Linked DNA regions of Mus musculus: region 2 is linked to region 1. A link is a loop called in an ENCODE intact Hi-C map of the cell type or tissue named here. Cell type or tissue: heart. All regions are shown on one strand.

Evidence for each region. A loop is a pair of places that touch in the nucleus more often than their neighbours do. Peaks named below come from ENCODE experiments on the same cell type or tissue, not always from the same donor. Only the 100,000 strongest peaks of a DNase experiment are listed, where the experiment ranks them.
Region 2: a loop joins it to region 1, with 3 times the contacts of the local background. A loop is called at or near these places in 36 of 42 quality-filtered maps.

Annotation. Positions count from the first base shown.
Region 1 is chr7:126,636,067-126,638,566 of GRCm38, reverse strand. No RefSeq gene overlaps it. Among named protein-coding and RNA genes, the nearest start is that of Nupr1, 12 kb to the right of the region's middle. In heart, a CTCF peak has its summit at 1,241 (motif pointing right); no DNase peak of the experiment used is centred here.
Region 2 is chr7:126,586,464-126,588,963 of GRCm38, reverse strand. Apobr (apolipoprotein B receptor) reads right to left here. Exons shown (of 4, transcript NM_138310.1): 2 at 1,153-2,500; 3 at 802-1,067; 4 at 1-707. The coding sequence ends at 638. Among named protein-coding and RNA genes, the nearest start is that of Cln3, 1.9 kb to the right of the region's middle. In heart, a CTCF peak has its summit at 995; DNase peaks (open chromatin) are centred at 1,093 and 1,943; H3K4me3 peaks cover 601 bases; H3K27ac peaks cover 689 bases; H3K27me3 peaks cover 393 bases.

The DNA of each region.
Region 1 (2,500 bases):
GTAAAACTAGTAGAACTAATTGCTCAGAAATGTAACTTGGCGTGGGAACCCGAGAATCCACCCTCAGAGGAATGCCTATGTAAGATTACAGCCTGATAAGCTATGGTGGATTTCTTTTTTTGTTTGTTTGGTTTGGTTTGGTTTTGGTTTTTGGTTTTTCAAGACAGGGTTTCTCTGTGTAGTCCTAGCTGTCCTGGAACTCACTCTGTAGACCAGGCTGGCCTTGAACTCAGAAATCCTCCTGTCTCTGTCTCCCGAGTTCTGGGATTAAAGGCATGTGCCACCACGCCCAGCCTATGGTGGATTTCTGTTTGTGGCTCACATCCCATAGCATTAGCCTGGCCCCAGATCATGATTTTATTAGAGTTCTCCTTATTAATCTCTAAGTGCATTGGAGTGATTTCTCACCTTAAAGTTGGCTACAGCTGGACATGGCTATAAAGCTGGAGCCAGATAGCATCATTTTAGGGAAATGAATATAATGTTCTCTCCTTTTCTTTTCTTTTCTTTTCTTTTCTTTCCTTTCATTCTTTCTTTCCCACAATTTATCTTATTTTTGTATGGGCATAATGGCATATACTTTTAATCCCCACAGAGGTAGGTGAGTTTCTGTGAGCTCAAGGCTAGCCTGGTCTACATAGTGAGTTCCAGACCAGCCAGGGCTTCAGAGTGAAACCTGCCCCATACAAAAGCAGAAAGAGGGGGGCTGGACAGATGGTTCAACTGTTAGACCATTTACTGCTCTTGCAGAGGACCCAGGTCCAGTCCATATAGCACCCACATCGCAGCTCACAACTATCCGTGACTCCAGTTCTAGGAGACCAATGCCCTGTTATGATTTCCTCAGGGACCAGGCACACACAATAAACATACACATATACAAAACTCCATAAAGCCAGAGTAACTGGCCATTGTGAGCTCTGAGAACCAAATTTGGGTTCTCAGAGCAACATGTACTCTGAGAGCCAGCCATCTCTCCTGCCTTTTGAGACAAGATCTCACCATGTAATTCATACTGGCTTCAAACTCGCCATCCTCCTGCCTCCACCTATAACGAATGCTGGGCGATCTGTTTTTTATTTTCCACCCCTATGCATGATTTTGAATCACCATGATTTGAAACACCACCATGTTTAGGTGTTTTTATTTATGTGTATGTGTGTGTGTTCCCTGGGGGGCCATGTAGGTACATGCATGAACCAGAACCAGGGGAAGTGTGATTGCAGATACCCTAGGAGGCCAGAAGAGGGCACAAGATGCCCTGGAACTGGAATTTCAGGTAGTGGTTCACTGCCTGAAATAAGTGTAGGACCTGAACTCTCCCTTGGAAGATCTTAACTTCTTAGCGATTGCTCTAGTCCTGGGGTCCCATTTTTTATTACTATGTAGATATGTACATTTTATTATGTGTATGTGTATGTATGTGTGTATATATAGATATTAAGGTCTATGGGAGCAGTTTGCCCTGGCAGAGAGCAAGAGAGCATACAGATCTTGTAGTGTCACTACTGAGCATTGAGAGCAGCTCCAGGCTGATTAGATCAGACTTATTAAATTCTTGCCAGGTGTGTGGTGACACAGGCCTGCAATACCAGTTTCTTCAGAGTCTGAGCCAAGTAGATCACCTGAGCCTAGAGATTCAAGGCCAACCTGGACAACATAGAGATATCCTGTTTCAAAATCAAACAAGGTTAAGTGCCTTATAAACAGCAACCTCTTTATTGACTGTAGCAGGCACCTGACACTGTTCCCACGTAGCCACAGTGTTTCTACAGGGAACAGACTTGATGAATACAAACATTTTTAGCTCAAGTAAAAGTCTATGCTATGAAGGAACTACTTCTCTAAAAATCATAACATTTAAAATAGAGGGCTTGCAAATCTCAGTATCTACTCCTGCGTAAGAGCCTGCATGTGCTGATCCTTGTCAGTGAGAGGAGAGAGATAGTACTTTTGTTATTGGTTATTGGGTTATTTATTATGTGAGTGTATGTGTAGTGTGTGTGTGTGTCAGGGGGTTTCAGGTCACAGTACACACATGTGGAGGACAGAGGACAAATTGCAGGAGCTGGTCCTTGCCCTCCACCTGAGATGGGTCCTGAGAATGGAAGTTAGGCTCTTAGGTTGGTGGCCCAGCACTTAGTTGTTGAGCCAACTTGCTGGCCTGGGCATGCATTCATTCATTCATTCATTCATTCATTAGACCTGGCTGGTCTCAAACTCCCAGAGATCCATCTGATTCTATCTGTGAGTGAAGGGATTGAATGTGTGCATCAGCATGCTCAGCCTACTTTTGTGTTTCTGAGACAGGGTTTTGTTAAGTTGACCAGGCTGGCCTTGAACTCATGATCTTTGTGCTTCAGCTTCCTGAGAGCTGGAATTACAGGTGTGTACCACTATAGTGAACTTGACAGGCTGAGTTTTTAGAGCTTCCCTGAACTGAGATTTCTGAGATTGGGTTATTGCCTCTGAATCCAGGATTAGAATTCCCTATACTAGG
Region 2 (2,500 bases), 50 kb after region 1:
ACAGGCCGGTTTGGGATGGAGTTGGGGGGAGGGGGAAGCTTCCAGCCACACAGAACCCCTCTCTACTCCTATGTGCTTGGAGTTCCTGGGCAACGTTCCCCAACTCTGGCATGGAGGTTAGCATAGTAACCTGCAGAGCTGTGATACCGAGCCGTCATTTTGGAAACTCAAAGCAACTGATCTGTTGCCGGTGGCCGTGGACTCCAAGTGGTGTCCCTTGCTCAGCCCCTTGAACCTCTTTCCTTTGGGCTGGTTTCCACCCCAGAAGTGTGCTATCTTACACGCAAGCACACTTACACTTGCTGGTCTTATCTCACATTGGGTGGCAGGTGAGCATACTGGGGAAATTTAGGGGAAAATAGTTTCCCCAGCCCAGTCTTCCGGGTAGCCTTCCGAGTAGCTGAGACAGATGTGAAAGGGCACCGGGAAAGGAATCCATGATCGATGCCAGTGGAGCAGGTTCCTCACTGGCTTAATCAGACTCCTAGATTCAAGGTCTTCATAAATATCCAGTTTAGCTGAGGCCGGGAGGGTGAAAAGATATATTCCAGTGGCCGAGGGACTCAAGAGTAACCAGGGTCCAGAAGAGCCTTCGGACTCTCTTGGGAGGTCTCTCTCTCTAGGGCTCTAGGCCCTGTCACTGTGGCTTTGGCTGGCTCAGTCGGGCTTGCAGCTCCTGCATCATGCCAGGATGAGCAAAGCCAAACCTGTAGAAGGAACAGATCCATAAGAGCTCTGGGAGGTGGACCCCAGCTTCCCGCAGCCTCCTCACCATCCCAAGCATAGCGCCCCTGTGCCTACCCACGCCCCAGCATTTTTCTTCTGGCTGGCACTGGAGTCCCCTCGGGCTTTGTGGCACTTAGCTCTGGAGTTTCCTCTAGCTGAAGAGAGGATTGCTCAGGGACCGGCCGCTCCGCCTGGGGTTGGGGGCTGGGAGGGTCACACTGTGGCTCAGGAACAGAGATTCGATGGAAAGAGGGCCTCGAGCGCCGCCGTGAGGAGCTTCGAGAGAGGAGCACACGACTCCGAGGGACAGAGACATCCAGGCGGGACCCAGGGAGCAGGGCCTGCAGGATAAGGGACATAGAGGACTGTGGAGAACTGACTTCCAGATTCTGCCTGTCCCTCTCGGGGCCCTGCTGAAGCCCTCACCTCATTCCAGTTGCTGTGAACATCCCCTGGGGCACCTGCCGTGGCCTCAGCCGATTCCAAGGGCCCAGGCACAGCTACTGTGGGGATTTGGTGTGTCTGCTGCCCCTCCTGGTCTGAAGAGTCGTCCAGCGTTTGGATCTCGCCCTCTGAGTTGTGGACCTTCTGCTCTCGCGACTGCCCTCCCCCAGCCTCTTCTTCCAACAGCATCTGATCTCTTAGGAGCCCCTCAGTCTCCATGGGGGTTATGGACCCCTCTGCTCTCTCTGCCTGGGAGCCTAAAGTCACACCATCCGTCCCCCTTATGTCTTCTGCCATTACAGATGTCTCCATCTCTGCCTGCTCCCCCTCTTCAGTCCCATCAATTTCTTGGATATCATAGCCAGACACCTTCTCTGCTGAGCCCACCAAGCCAACTTCCTGTCCACTTTGCTTCTCTGTAGTCTCCTCCAGCTCCGTGCCTCTCCCAGCCTCCCCTCTGCCCTCGGAACACCAGGCTTTCCCAAGCTCTGTTTCTGGAGCCAACCCAGCTTCCCATTTTGGCCCTTCCTCGGTATCCACGGCCCTGATACCCACAATAATCTCCTCAGCCAAATAACTGGTCTCTGTGTCCTCACTGTCTTGCAGGCTCAGAGTCACCTCCTCCAGCCTCCTCTTCCTGCAAGTTCCATCTGCCTCCCAAGGCACTACAGCCTCCTCCTCAGCAGCCTCGTTTTCTGTGGGCTTGGATTCCTCCACTGACTCTTCTGTCCCCGCCTCTGCTCCTTGGCTTCCCTCCAGCTCCGGGTTAAGTGCTACGGAGGTCAGTGCCTCCTCTCCTCCTGACCCGAAGACCTCTGGCTGTTGGGCCTCCTGGCCTCCTTCAGCCCGGATCTCCACTGCCTGCTCGGTTGCAGTCTGTTCCTTGCCTGCTTCAGCATCTGCTTTTACCTCCTGGCTATTTCTGCGGTCCACACCCCTACTCCAGTTTCCCCAGGCTTCTAGCTCAGGGCCTGCAAACCCCACAGGCCCAGGATATTCCTTCAAGCTTAGCACCCGCTCTGGGCTCAGGTCTGGAGCTCCACTAGTCTCTTCCTGACCCTTCTGTCCTTCCTCAAGTTGTTTAGTTAAAGCCTGGGAATGTCTCACCAGCTCAGGGTCCTGTCCTTCAGTGACCTTTACTCTCAATACCTCTGGTGTCATCTGGGCGGCTTCACTCCTCTCTCCCACAAACAACTCCTCAGTGCTGACTTCTGGAGAGTCTTCCCAGTCAGGTTCATCTTTAGCCTCCGTGTCTAGGACTAGCGTAGGCTCTGTGGCCCAGGAGTTCCTTTTCTCCCTGGAGGATTCTTCTGCCCGTACCTCTTCTTCT